Linked DNA regions of Mus musculus: region 1 is linked to region 2. A link is a loop called in an ENCODE intact Hi-C map of the cell type or tissue named here. Cell type or tissue: left cerebral cortex. All regions are shown on one strand. Links, peaks and the distances in the headings refer to the core of each region. The heading gives the core; the rest is flanking DNA.

Region 1 (7,876 bases), core at 1,298-6,297, 150 kb before region 2:
ATGATACACAGCCTTCCCTACTGTCCTGCATGTTCTACTCTGTTATTGTGCTTTTCCAAGAGTACACAGTGTCTTTGTACTGAGTATACTATTTACAAAATGAGTTTATTTAGCTTGCCGTGCTATGGTAAGAAATAACTTCAATCAGTTACTCACAAACTATCTTATTTCCATGAATTGGCTAAGGCTCTTCAGTGACTTGTGTTATTCTGGGTACTCCAAGCTGAATTGTTTTTGTCTGGACAGAAGAGAACAGAAGCTTCTACTTGGAAATAACACTTATCATAATCACTACCATTTCATTATCTAAAACAAATTGTATAACTAAGTCAATATAGGAAGTGTGTTTCTCCAGCAAAGGAGGGGGGAGCATCAGCTACTGGTAACTGCTAGAATCTCTTGGGCAGGCCTTCTTGTCGATTTTCATTTTGCTTTGCTTTTTTTCCCTGATAAACATTCAGTAACTAAAACAGAGCCTTGGATATAGTAATTATTAAGTAACTGTCGAATAAATGCATGAATGAAAATACACTATTTTATATGGTTTTGAATTCCCATAATCATTTAAATATGTATACTTAGTGCAATACATAAATATTATAGTCAATGCAAAAGGTGTTTCTCATTTTGGAAAAAGAAAAGAAGGTTATGGTATTGTTTTCAAAGAACAATTTATTGGTTTTAAGTTGACTTCCAGTTCAGATACATGAATATTGAAAGGATAATGAATAATAAAAAACAGGGCTTGACTGCTTGCTAATCATGTAGTTTTATAATTGGCTCCATGGTCTCATATACCTTTCTCTCTAATGGAATCAACATTGGAAGTTGCTAATGTAGGACATATTTCAAGGCTAGGCTAGGCAAATACTGTGTTTTTCTTTATTTTTTGGGTGCGGGAATTTTAGTAGGTTTCTTCTGGGATACTTTCTCTAAAAAGAATGCCAGTTGATGGCATCTTGGCGTTAGTATTCCTAATTAAGAAAAGAGTTAAAGAAGGGAGATGTCTTTTTTAGTTTCCTCCTCCACCATGGGTGGTATCTGGTTAATAAGACACACAAGAAGCTGTGACAGCTATGTTCTGACCTTGAAATCACAAACATAATGAAAAGGCAAACACATAGAGAAAAAACAAATATAGTGGTGGATAGCCATTTATCACAATTTGAGATGCTAGAATAATCTTGCAATTGACAATCTATGGAAATCTCAGTGAGTGAACTATACATATTCTCACACAGTGTTCCTGGACACTAGTTTTTATCCTGAGGTGAACACAATAGAATGGAACAAATTACTTAGGGGAAATCAACGTGGAAAAAAACCCCAAAAACTTCAGATGAAAGTATGTTTCAAAATATCAGAAATGGGTAAGAAATTATAGATCAAAATCAAACCTCTGGGATATTGGTAGTGCATTTGATTGTTTAAAATACAAGAACCTAATTTGTTTGACTAAGTGCAAACAGGAAAATATTAGAAAATATGATGATTAGTACTTGAACTGTTCCAGAGAAGTAAATTGAATAATTTTGTTATTTGTAAACCAGATGTTTGAACAATTATATGCACTTAGTTATAAATTAAAGAATTCAATTCTGTGGTTTACTAGTGCATTTGCTGGAAAATACAAGAATATAAGCAGGCCTTTGAAGTAATTTAGCATGGGTTTGAGGCTAAACATAGCTCCATAATTCCAAAGTCTTTGAGTCATAAATTTGGTTATAGCTACCAATCAATATGTGACTTTAGGTAATATGGATCACTCAAGGTGGGGAGGGCACTGGTCTTTTCTAACACAGGAAAATGGTGGGTTGCAGGAGGGCCTGCAGAAGTAATAGAAATAGCATTGCTTCTAAGGAAAAATGAATAAAATAAGGAAGGGAAGTAAAGGCATTGCTGTGTGTTCTGAGTGCTGATAAATTTAGTTAGCTAATTATTCTGAGTTAAAGTGTTATTTGTTATTTGCCTTGTGACGTAAGTATTAAGAATAAGAAAGCCTGTTTTGCCATGGCAGCTCAACTACAAGCTTGGACTAAAGTGGTTCTCTTCCTGGGTCCTATCTTTAGCATGCACTCTAGGCCATTACAACACCAATTTTGTTAAATAGCATAAATTTGCACTGGTGTTCCTCTAAAGAAGGAAAAAAAACTTTCTTGAACCTTATCAGTGAGACTTAGCCTTTTGATTTTGAATGCTTCTAAGATCTCAGGGAATTTGAGTAATGTCTGTATAGCAAAATCTGTTTCCAAGTATATCCCTAGAAACAGGCAAAATGGAAGACAAACGTATTTCCAGATTTCAGCTTTGATAAAATGATGCAGGTATAAGTCTTCCTAAATATAGAGGAGATAAAAGACTTTTGGCTTTGTCATGCTTGTCCCATGTACCCTTCTGGTGTGGAACCTTATATTATCCTCAGAGTGAACTACACGATCTGCTGTTCCAAGTGCAATAAGAAATTGTGGTTCTCCCACCAGGAATCAGATTCCAGTCTCCTCCTCAGATAGGACTGTCCCTACAACTAGTTCAAAGCCTCTAATTTGGAACATTCTCCTTACCTAGCATGAGCATAGGAAGCCAGCACATAAGTTCTCCACCAAGAGTGACTTCTTGACTGCTCTTGCTCTTAGGCCCTGGTTTTCCCCTTCATATACTTGTAACTTCCTACCCAGGTTATGAGCATCGTGGGTCATTTCTGATCCTACAATCTATTTTTACTCACTTTGTAGCTGCGCTTTAGTAGATACTATATCATAATTAGTCTTGTCCTTTGTCTCTGATGACAGCAGAAGCAAGGATAAATCCTGCTCTTCAGTTGTCAGAAGTAAAATCTTGATTAGTATTGTGGAAACAAATGTCTGGCACAGAGAACCATCCACTCATTCTCTCTGCACTCAGGTCAACATTCTCCAGGGAACTATATTTCCAGGGCTTTACAGGGACTGTAAGGATACACACACAACATGAGAAACTCCTTAAAAAGAGAAATTGTTTTCTCCATTCTGATATGTAATCCCTTTCTTTCCTGTTATAAGCTAGGGCATTGCTGTGCAATGTCACATTTGAGAAATAGCTCAACAATCAAAAAGTAATTAAAACCAATCCCATACTTTGCTGACATTTCTTGAAGATGGGCCACAGAATTTAATACATAATTCATATCAATGTCTTCACACTCTGCCACTGCCCCCAAACCTTTTCATCCACACTTTATAATCTATTCTCAGAAAATCTTACAGAAGCTCATTTTATCTGAATCCTTACTACCTTTATCCTATTCAATTTTCTGTTTTATTTTCCATAAGCATAGATCAATGTTCCCCTGATTTTTCTTATTGCAATATTCCTCCACTAGGAAGGACTGAGGATTTTCCTGAGAGGCTTAAAACTTGAAACACACACACTCATTCACAAACACAAATAAATATACACTCAATTTTACACACACACACATACACATACACAGAGAGACACACACAACACAGACACAGACACAGAGAGACAGAGGCAGAGAGAGACAAAGACAGAAACAGAGCTAACAGGCTAACACAGATAGTGAAAGACAATTTTCATAAAAGAACAAAAAGATTGGAACATGCATAATTAAACATCTTTTAACACCCCCATCTCCCTGAGAATCATTGTCAATGCCTCGGTTCACCTTTTTTTCTTTTGGGGGCTAGGAGGAGAATCAGTCTTACTGAGCTCACACAACCCTGTGCTTGGAGCAGAGAGCCAAGACTCCTTCTGTTTATTACGAGAAGGAGCTCAAGGTACTTAGTTTTAAGCTGCACCAAATCTGGTATCATTTATCTGTTTATGCTATTTTTTTTAAAGCCTTTAAAAATTCAGTGCAGAACAACAACAACAAAAAAGCAAATTGTCCTTTGATTCTATAATGGCTTTTATTCCCCAGAACTGCAGTGTGCAAATAAAAGAAAGCAAATTATGTTCTGAATTAAACTTTTTTTGCTTCAGCTAGGCTGAGTCACCTTTGACGTTATTTTTCTTTTCTTTTTTTAAAAGAGTTTCTGGCTGTACATCTAGAGCTATTTAAAAAAATGTCACATAGAAATCTGCAAACTTTAGGATGTTCTACTCCAGGCAAATAATCTAAAGAAATGGAGCTAAGCTGAATTTACCCCTTATTTCCCTAGGCTTTGGTTTCTATCCAAGTCTATCGGTATCTATAGTAGCATCCAGAATATTAAAGCACAGCCATTATAGATGTGGGCCTCTCTGGGCCTGTTGAATGCACCACAGATGGCAAAATGTGACTGGAGAGGGAATATAAATGTATTAAACTTCACCTTGCATATATCTGATAGTAGAAAGAGAACTAAATGCAATGCATATTTTAGGAAATGACTTCAGAATGTTCTTCATCCTTCTTCGTAGCCAAGCATACAAGGAGGACTCTCATTGTAGTGCTAGAGAAAAGCACGTGAGATAGAAATGCTTGGTAGACAAAGGAGAGAGATAGGCATAAACATCTTTTAGCTCCTGTCTTTTCCTATGATGTAGGGGATTTGTTCTTCTCATGAATGCTAGCTATGGGCAGTAGCAACTTCACATTTCCCTTGTGGATCCTGGGGACAGAATTCTAATGAGAAGGCAGTTGGAGGCAGAGGGTGTGTCCAGACATGGTTCACACAGATGTAGAGTAGTTTAAGGAGACTGTTCAGTACCTTGAAAGATAATGATGGTGATCATGCCAGAAGATGGCTGGCTATCATCCTGTCTCAACCTTTGCTACTTTTGGGCCATGCCTTTGTAATCCTGACCAGTGAAAAGTAGAGTTGTTACTTTAGGAATTTTTCTGAGAAGCACTAAGTAAATGAAACCGTAAGGAGAGTAGCGACATCTCCTACTCAGGATAGGATATGGGAAGAGGCATTTTAGCTGTGGCTCATGGATTCTACAGTCTATGTAACTTCTTCCTAAATTCCATCTATGTAAGTAATTAACTGTCAGATCTTCAGTAGGTACTTTGCCTCTGTGATCCCCAAATTCTTCAGTCTCTTTTTTTTGTGTGTGTGTGGGGGGGGGTGTTCAAGACAGAGTTTCTCTGTGTAGCCCTGGCTGTCCTGGAACTCACTCTCTAGACCAAGCTGGACTTGAACTCAGAAATCCACCTGCCTTTGCCTCCCAAGTGCTGGTATAAAGGCATGTGCCACCACTTCCAGGCTTCTTCAGTCTTAACAATCCCCCACCTAAGATTTTTGGCTCCATCTCTTCAAAATTTTTATGTTAAATAACACACTTGCCTGAGGTTATATGGACATGGAAATTTTGACAAAGTTCAGAAGATATTCCTTGGTACATCTTAGATGGTAATGAATTATATATAAATCACCATCACTGACATTATCATTATACCACAACCAAATATTTCTCCACATGTACCAAATTTCCATGTGCCCTATGCATCAATTAACTCAAAAAAGATGAGTGCTTGTGTTGGCCAAGACCTCGTACTGATTTGGGAAGCTGTTTGCAAAGTAGAAAGACCTACACATAAGCTGCCCATGGTGGTCTTCTGATCACTATGTGCAAAGCACCAGAAGTACTTGACTCACTGTAGAGGGTAAGCAGGTCTCACAGGAGAGAAGGCATATTTGAAGTAGTTCTAAAGGATGGACAGAGATCATCAGATGAGGATGCAATGAAAGATGGTGAACTACAAAAGATTGAGTAGCATGTTTATGGGAATCCAAAGTTGAAAGCAAAGTCAATTAGTGTTTAGTTCTTAAAAATAAAATACTCATTTGAGTGAAGGGAAATTGTCATGGATTGAGGTGGGGGACTAGCATATAGGAAAGTGAAGTGCATCTAGAGGTTTCACTAGGGCTGAGGGACTGGTGCCTATTCATGTGTGTGTATGGAAAATCCATTGGAAGACTTGTCAGGAAATGTCACCCCAGGGCTTTTGTATCTGACATGCAATTGTGGTATGTTGTGAAGGTTTTATTTGGAGGAAATTGTAGATGAGATGAAGAAACACAAATGAGAAAATTTTTACTCTAAAGAGGCATTTTAGACCAGAGCTAGTGCTGGTATAGGGAACAAGGCACAGTTCAGAAAAGGAAAGGCAAGGGACTTCTGCTGTCTTTATACCTCCATGGATACACTTAATACACCAAAAAGATATTAACTTTTCTAGATATCCCAATGAAAAACCAAACAGTTCTTAAGTAATCCATTGTTTCCACCTGGAGATAGCTTAAGTTATCTAAGGGTATTTTGAGCTTGTAAAAAATTGTTATTTTCCTCTTTTAAAAATTAGTGTTGAAAATTAAACTTCACACTTCAAAGAAAGACACCATATATACATTAATTTATTATGAAACATCACTATATTTCTACAAGTCTGCCACAATCTGAATATCTTTGAACTTGTATCCAAGGTGACCTCCTGTTCACTTTGCGTTAACTGCTGCTGTGACTCTTTTTAATAGAATATTTTCAAGGGTGCATTTGTCTACATAATCTGGTTTATAGATAGCTGAATTAAGAAGGCAGCTGACCAGAGAGAAAATATCTTTTAGAGTAGTATGTTTTCTTAGTGATTGTGAATGAGTTAGGCTAGCTTATGGTACAAACTTTTACAGAGTAAAGACTTAAAGTTAAGAGACCAAACATCAAGGAACTTCCACACCTACCTCTCTCCAAGTGAATTTTATAATAGATGCATTGTTGGAAACCAGCAAAATATTTTTAAAGCAAGCACATTTACATTTCATTTCTAACAGGGATCATTAACAAATGTATCTATATGTCTCATATGCCCAAATCACCTGCATGAACACTACACAGCACAATAATTATTCCTTAGGTCAGCACTGAAGAGAGTTGTATGGACATGTCTATCATGTGCCCCTGGGAAGATCATCTTCTCTCAGCCTCAGTTTTCTCTCTGCAACTCAGGGAAAACAACAAGAATTGTAACAGTATTTATAGTTCATCATGGGGACCAAATAAATAAAATAATAAAATGATTTGAAGTTTGGAAATTTTAGAAAAATACTACTGAGAAGAAACAATATAAAATTTTGTAAATGAAGAAGTACAAATTTCTCTTGCAATGGAAATAAAGTTATTCAATCAACTCCCTATGAAGATGAGACTTTTACTCATAGTCTGGGTTCTTTTTTTTTTCCTCAGATCAATAAGAACATCTGAACATGCACCAAAAGCATTTAATTATTATATACTAGTCATAGTACTTAAGTTGTGGCCCTAAAAGAGTAAGAAGACATGGTCTTTCCTAGAAAACTTAGTGTCTATGGTATAAAAAGTACTTAAACTACTAATTACAGTGCAAGCTAGAAGGTAGTGAGAGGTTGGTGATCTATAGACATGCCAGTGCTTGCTACCTCACAGAGTAGAAAACTTACATATATTCATAAAAAGCTGATGTTAGAATGTCAGCTATCTCATAAACAGAGGATTGGAGAGTGTGGTACATATTTTTATTAAGAGTGAGTTCTATTGCAAGCTTGTACAACTACTCTGAAAGTCAGTCTGGAGGTTCCTCAGAAAATTGGACATAATACTATCGGAGGGTCTAACAATACCTCTCCTGGGCATATACCCAGAAGAATTTACAACAGGTAATAAGAACACATGCTCCACTATGTTCATAGCAGCCTTATTTATAATAGCCAGAAGGTGGAAAGAACCCAGATGTCCCTCAACAGAGGAATGGATTCATAAACTGTGGTACATTTACACAATGGAGTACTACTCAGCTATTAAAAACAGTGGATTTATGAAATTCTTGGACAAATGGATGTATCTGGAGGATATCATCCTTAGTGAGGTAACCCACTCACAAAAGAAGTCATTAGATATGCACTCACTGATAAGTGAA
Region 2 (7,876 bases), core at 1,537-6,536:
TGAGGGATGGGGTTGCCATCCCACAGTCAAAGACTCTGACCCATAATTGTTCCTGTTTGAAATAACTGTAGTAACAAAAAATGGAGAAAAGCCTGAGGAAAAGGAGGTCCAGTGGCAAGCCCATGGTGGGATTCAGATCAGGGAAAGACCCAAAGATCTGACACTACTTCTGAGGCTGTGGAGTGCTCACAAAAAGGGGCCTATCATGACTGCCTTCTGAAAGACCCAACAACCAGTTGAGAGAATCAGATGAAGATATTTACACCAAAACAATGTGCAGAAGCTGATGACCCTGTGGTTGAATTAGGAAGAAGCTAAAAGAAGCTGAGGAGAAGGGAGACCCTGTAGGAGGACCAGCAGTCTCAATTAACCTGGAACCTCAAGATTTCTCAGACACTGGACCACCAACCAGGCAGCATATACCAGCTAATATGAGACCTCCTAACACATAGAGCAGAGGACTGCCACGTATGGGTTCAATCAGAGATGATGCACCTAACTCTCAATAAAATGGAGGCTCTAGGAGGTGGGGAGATCTGGTGGGGTGAGGAGTGGGGGCTGGGAACATCCTCTTGGAGACTGCGGGTGGGAGAAGGTATGCGATGTGGAACTGTCAGAGGGAAGACCAGGAGAGGAATAAAATATGGAGTGTAAAAAAAAAAAGATTTAATAATTTTTTTAAAAATTCCTAACATCTCACATTGTTTTACTCCTGTTAACCACTTAAAATAAAGATATGATAACATTAACCATAACTCTAGAATAACAGATGGGAGAACCACTAATATTTCCTTAATATTTCTAATAAGTGTTCATAGAGAGACATGAGTTAAGATTTATACAACCACTACTTTTCTTCTTCATACATTTTTAGATTAAGCATATATTAGTTACTATAGTTATACAGATATGGAGTTCAGATAATAGTGAGACTTCAGTATATATTTTTGAAAATACATTTTTGAAGAAACTAATTCTTCAGGTTGTATATCCTTTTTTATGAGTCAGGATTGGCTCAAAGGTTGCTCTGGAGGAACAAAAGCATTTATTGTCTAAAGTGATATCCTGAGAAAGTAATCTTGAAACTGTAGATACTGAGGGTCACAACATAACCACACTTTGGGGAACTTTTAGCAAAGATAGTGCCAATAGTTCACAGCTAAAAAGACATCTTGGTAACAGAGGGCTCTTAAAACAGCAAGACTTGACTGTTGCAAGGTAGATGAGAAGATAGGTGATCAGAGATACAAGAAACAGATTTAAATGTGGTCTTAAGCTCCTTCCGTGGACAAAAAAGCCCTCTCAACATAGATCTGACTAGGGAAGACATTAAGAGGGCTAGTATGTACTTGCAAAACACCCTTAGTCTTTCTCAGACTTTCCCCTCCACCCAATTTATCAAATGGAATGAGTTATATGTCTGCAAGTTATCATGGCATCTTTACCTATTTGAAGAAAGGTAAGACAGGGGAGATGGGCAAATACTGATAAGAGTTATCAGCTTTTGGACTCAGGGTGATCAAAGATGTGCAGCATGCTATCTTGGGTCCTCCTGCTGATTTTGTTTCTTTTCTTATATCTTCTTTATCTTCTTTTCTTTTCTCCTCCTCTCCTTTTTTCTTCCTTCTCCGTCCCTCTCTCTTTTCTTTCCTCCTTTGTGTGTTTGTTATTGATCAATTCTACCTTGTTTGGGTCTAAGAATATAATTGTTGCTTTAAGGAACTACTCATTCATGATTCTGTCTGGACAGAGTAACCAATGAGTAAGCTAATGTCCCATGTTCAGTCAATTTGAATTACATTCTTGGCATTTAGAAGCATCAAGAGGTATGATGCATCGGCAAAAAGTGTTTGGCACTGAGGAATCCACCCCCTCTAGCACTCTAATGAGAAAATCCTTTAACTTGGTTTGTTTTGAAACAACTCCAGATCCCACTTCTACAGAGTCTACTGCATATTGTTCCTCTTACCAATATAGTAGCTTTTCAATAAATTCCTTATTTGTTTTTAGTAGAAATATAAGCTTCCCCTGTTCATAAGGAGCTTAACCCTCTTCAATATATTACTCAATACACTGAACCCTTTCTACTGAGAGGGAGGTTAAGGAATTAAAGAAATCCTGAAAATCTGAGACACCTGCATTTTGAAGTAGATTGGGGAAAATAAATGGTCAGAGTACCAGGTTTGACTAATTTAACAACAAATAAAATTCAATGTAATTGAGAGTTTATGGAATCTTATTTGTGGCAGCTATGTTCTAAAGAGATTTGCCATCAAAGTAAAATGACTCTGTGCAACATGAGGGCTTCTTAACAATGGTCCACATTCCCCTATTTATGACTCCGAGTGATGCTACAGGCAGATTAGGTTGCCTCATGTGTAATACCCAGAATTTCCTTTCAACTCCTTATCTGGTTCTTATACAAGAGGATCCCATTATCTTCCACTCTTTTCTCAGCCATGTCTACAAGTCATTTATTATATTGTACCAATTCCTGAAACTTAGCAAATTCTTGAAAAGAAAGATTTAATCTCCTCAGGAGAAGCTAGGAGAGATTTATGGACGCCTATTCTTAACATGTCAGAATGTGGCTTAGATGCTAAATTTACTGGGCCCGCCTACATAGCTGAATGTTTCTGTGACTCTGCTGGAAATAATAGCTTTAGGAAGCATCCAGAAGCATTTGAGAAAATATTTGAGAAGAGACAGACTTGCAGGTTTTACAAGGATTTCTTGTTTTGTAAAAGAACATTACATTTTAAGGAGCTCATTAAGTTGTTTTCTCTTATGTTTGACCCCAAATTAGAGATTAAATTTTTTAATTTTCTCTTCCAAAATCATCTGCAAGATAGTAGTAATGAGCTTCTGAGTTTTCAAATGCCACACACAATGAAAACATTAATTCCTAAGTAGTAGTGTGGAACGAATTGAATTCTGTTAGGTAGCCTTTACGGTTCTCATTTTGCCCCGTGTTTAAAAATTGTGGGTAATTTAAAAAGAAATGCTCATGTAAGTGAGCCAGTAGAAATATCTTAATCATGGAACAAAAGGCTAAAAGCCCAATTATGTTATATATTGTGTATTTTTCTCTATTAACACTTTGTTCACCTGTTCAGAATCTTTACTCACTAAGGTTCTTACAAATGTGTTGGTTTTTCTTCCCTCTTTTATAAAAGAGAATGGCACTCTGTTACTCAAATATGTTCCCCCTTGTCTTCTGAGACTCTAGTCAGCTTGTCCTAGCAGAAGGAATAGGTAATGAAATTCTCTCCAAGTAGGTATAGATGTATCAATCACTTTAAGTAGAAACAATCATTCCTCAAACCATTTGGAGCCAGCATCTCTGAGCACAGAAACAGCACCAGTGCTTTTTCTCCTGTTAAAAAAACATCTTTTCCATGTGATGCTTAAGATTTGCCACCCACCCATAAGCCAGAGAGGTCAAGACAAGCAGATTTCCTGATAGTGTTTGAGGGACTGATAAGGAAAGTGCTCTGTAATCTGGGCTTAAAGTTGACTGAAGATTGGAACCTCAAAGAGGAGGGGGCAAGGCAGAGCCCTGCTGCAATCCTCACGGCGTTCCCCAATCTCTGCTCAGGTTAGGTTTGAAGACACAAAAGATTCATGTTCCTTTTCCATGTTGTGAAGATGCAGTTTTAGGTAACCTAGCATCACCTACACAATTCATTTTTTTTCTCCCTCCTACATAACAGAATGATTTTAAATTTGCGATGCTATCTTTTTCTCCAGAATCATAACATGTGTTCAGCCTTTGTCTTGGTATTTTAGTATTTTTAGGAAACACTTGGTATTTAGGCAGTTTTTTAGGAAACTAACACCAGAAGAAGACATGTAAAGTAAGGCATTTATTGCAACCACCTCCACCCAGCATGCCTCCTTAGCCATCTCAAACCTTAAAGCCCGGGTATTGGAGAGCTGAGGGTGAAAGCACACTGCAGATGAACTACAGAACCCTTACATTTACATGGCGCACTCTACTCACAGGGAGGCACTGCAGTCTTCCCAGGGCCTTGCTGTTGGGCAGCAGAGCAACTCTCACTTCCCGTCCCCAGATACAGAGCAGCATCAATGTAGAAATATTAAAGAGGAAATTAATAATTTATTTCAAAAATTCATTTGCAGCTGCACTTCAGTGAATTAATTACTTTTTCTTTCTCCTCTTATTCATTCCTCTCTCTTGCTAATGATCAAGTTGTAAGTCGTGGATGTAAGTGGTATTGGAGGAGGTGGGAGGTTTGTGGGACAGAGCAGGAAGCAAAGGGAAGATATGCTTTTATGTGTGTGTCCCATGGGACCTGATAAGTGAATACGGAATGCTTAAGCTTACTTTGTCATCTTTCTTTGCCCTAAAAGTAATAGGGAAACATATATACTGCATCACAGGTCCCACTTAGCATTTTAGAGGAGCAAAAAAGTTAAAATCCAGCAAGCAAAATATATGTTATTTAAAAAGATTAATCTGCTGTTTACTTCTGCAACATCTATGCAATTAACTTTCTTATATGCTCATTAGTGTAGCCACACAGAGAAAGCAATTGTATAAATTTGCTTAAGTATTAAATGGAGCTCTTCCATTAACGTCTATAAAGTTTGGAGGAAGGTACTCTAATTTTTTGCATGAACTTTGCTTCTTACAGATTTGGCAGATGACTCTAAGGTGATGAAATGATAAAGTTCAAATTCATGGCCATTTTAAGGATTTTTCTAATTGAAAAGAGAAAATTGAGTAAAAGCAGTTTTATTGGTCACACCACAGACTGAGGAAAGCACATGATGTCTTGCATATTCAATAACATTCTGCAGATACTGAGGCTGTTCCCATCATGGCAGTTCAAGTTGCCGTTTAAGGGAAAGCAAAACGTAGTGTTTATTAAACACCTTTTTCTAATCAGCCATGGAATGGAAGAAAAGACCATTGTATTAATGAGATATTGAAAAACAAATGAATGTAGAAACAAATACCAATTTTTTCCCTCTAATAATCTTGTTGCTCTGTCCCAGAAGCTGTAGTCATTTGAGCACCAAATGAGCCTCTCTAGGATAAACAGCTTCTCTGTGTCCAACTGAATCTTCTGGTACATGAATCCACAGAATGGGAGTAATGTTAAGAAGGAATCAGAAAGGAATGAGTGTTTAATTTTATTCCAAAGACCAGAGACAGAGAGAGGAGAAAGAATACAGAAGAAGGATATAAAGGGTGCTGATGGTGTTGGGGGGGGGGGCAGGTATTCATCTGTCCTATGTAGTACTCATTATTGCCAAGAGAGCCTTGTGACTATGTGGTGAGACTCCATTTAGTATGCATGGCTATGCTGTCCCCAAGACAATAATGAAGAGGCATTTGCTTCAGCTTGCATATGACTTGACATGATCAGACACAGTTTCTTTAGTTGATTTTAAATCAGTTTCCTGAAGGTGGGGGTGGTATCACTCCATCTAAAGGAATAGGCAACGTTGTCTCCCCTTGGATAGTGAAACCAAAGTGTTTGTGACTATGTCTTTCTCTGCCACAGACACTGAAAATGGATCTTAAAATACCATCACAGCATTTCATGTGTGATGTATATAGACACAACCAGATGATTTATCTAGATAGAAATGACTTTCTCCTTCAATACTGAAACCTCCTCATATCTTATGAATTCACAATTATACCATAAGTCCTGTGTAGTCTGAGGTTAATGTTTACACATGATCTAAAGGAGAAACATATTCAATAATATTAAGTCACTAATGGCGTGCATTAATTTCATATACCAGTACAGTTCTATTGGCCATGAATGTACTCTTTACATCTCTCACTTAAAAGACCTTATGTGAAACTGTTCATCACGTCCTGAAGAGTGTGCAAGCCTCTACCTGGGGTATAGTGCCACTGTCCCTTAAAGGTCTTGCAATATAATTTGATAATTTAATGAAAACTGTCTAGCTATTCCACATTGTCTGTGTGAAAATAAGTAGTTTTACCTGTAGTAATCGATGAAAACTTTTCCCTCAATGTCTCCTGATAAGGAACTATACCAGTAGCTGGAGATTCAGTGGTCATCTTTCCTTCCTCATTTCTTCAGCAAGACCACTTAGGGCTCTTTAATGATCCGCTTTAGGGAACTTATGCTTATGAAAAACAACCCTGTCTGTTCTGTGCATTTAAAGTTTGTCTCCTGCCAGATTCTACTTGTTCTGAAAGCTGCCTGAGGTTTTTAACTACCTAGTACTGCCCCCATGTGGGCCACAGGAGACACTGGTACAAGAAGTTACCTCCATTCCATTTTCTACATCACCAGAGGAAAGTAAAAGACTTGGTTTTAGAAATAATTTCTTCCCTTCCCACTGATTTGAATTCCCACGTGAACTAGAACTGTTTTCTAGTCTCAAAGTGAATCCAAAAATGTAGCTAGATTGTATATACGGGGAAAAAAACAAAACAAAACAAAACAGGAGAGAGGATAGGAAAAAATCTAGGCCAGTGTTAACTCCCATATGGGATTCTTGATTTCTTTTTTCTACCCAGAAGGTCAAAGCCCTGCAGAATTGGTATGCAGATCACATCCACAGCAAGTGCAGTTCCAGACTAGGAGATGTGCTAATTGGCTCACCTGCCTGAAGAACCAGGGTACCAGTCAGCTGCCACGCAGTCTCTGAGGGAAGCAGGCTTAATGCAGGACAAAATGTTCTCGACACTGCACTGTCTCCCATGACTGTTTCTTGCAAGCAGTCTGGACAAATACAGTGGTGACTGGAGAAGGTTCATAATTATTCCCGGTTTATAGGCTAATATGTACATTAGGGATTTTGAATGCTATTTGATTCAGAAGAAATTAAAATTAAAGCCATCTACCCTTCAGGCTTTTTTTTTTTTTTAATTGTGTCTCTACAGTATTCCGAAGAGTATTTTGTATAGTATACTGCCTAAGAAGAACGTAGGTTTTTGGCAGCCATATTAACGCCCTTTGAGCTTGTTTCAGCATTAAAAACATGACTAAGGCTACGTCTCTCACTGGACAGTGCTGTACAAGAAACAGCCATGTTACAGATATGCATGTAATCCCTTCAACTACTGCCTCAGGAAAGCAACTCACTATTGCTTATTACCAAGACAGTTTCTGGAAATAAGGAATGTTTCTGAAAAGAAAGACAATCTCTAGTTAGCTAGCTATGGCTTTGTTCTAACCAGGATCGAGATTCTCGGGGCTCCCTTTGATAAGGAGCTTAGCTCTTTCTGAATCCTACAGTCAGAGGTAATGGGAACAGAAACAGATGACAGCTTTCCTCAGTTTGTTTATTAAACCCGATAACTTACCCTGGCTAATGAGGTAGAGGCTTTGCATGTTTCCCTTGCCTAATGTGACTCATTAAATGTACAATTATTAAATATCCTGATAATTGTGGTAGTCATGATAATGGAAATGATAGCCATGTGATGACATTGATGAAGGAAGAGAGCATTCTTAAGTAGAGATCTGGTTTGCTGAGGCAAATCCAAGAAAGTCAAGAATGTCCTTAGGAATGTACAGAATGTATACAACTAAGTATTCCTTTGTTATATAATTCTAATAAAATAAGATGTAATAACTGAGACCATCCGAATACACAAACAACAACAACAAATTCCTATGCAACAAGAACACCTTGGGTGACATCAGCTTGGGTTTCATCCTGAAACTAGCAGAGAAATAGTCTTAATGTTTTAATTCATGCTCTCTCTCTCTCTCTCTCTCTCTCTCTCTCTCTCACACACACACACACACACACACACACACACACACACACACACACGCACACACAGAGGTACACAGCTCTAAAAGTTTTATTTTAACTTTCTCTTTTATTTTCTCCAAGTTTGGAGCAGGATGAG

The links. Hi-C counts contacts between places; a loop is a spot of excess contacts. Peaks named below come from ENCODE experiments on the same cell type or tissue, not always from the same donor. Only the 100,000 strongest peaks of a DNase experiment are listed, where the experiment ranks them.
Region 1: it touches region 2 in a loop (8-fold over the local background); 2 of 42 quality-filtered maps call a loop at or near these places.

What each region holds. Positions count from the first base shown.
Region 1 is chr12:46,079,774-46,087,649 of GRCm38, reverse strand. All of the region lies in intron 2 of Gm33811 (a long non-coding RNA gene), which reads right to left. Among named protein-coding and RNA genes, the nearest start is that of Gm24948, 99 kb to the right of the region's middle. In left cerebral cortex, for the core only: no CTCF peak of the experiment used is centred there; DNase peaks (open chromatin) are centred at 3,992 and 4,228; H3K27ac peaks cover 1,646 bases.
Region 2 is chr12:45,928,315-45,936,190 of GRCm38, reverse strand. No RefSeq gene overlaps it. Among named protein-coding and RNA genes, the nearest start is that of Gm33811, 38 kb to the left of the region's middle. In left cerebral cortex, for the core only: a CTCF peak has its summit at 6,249 (motif pointing left); DNase peaks (open chromatin) are centred at 3,660, 3,855, 5,417, 6,224 and 2 more places; H3K27ac peaks cover 2,281 bases.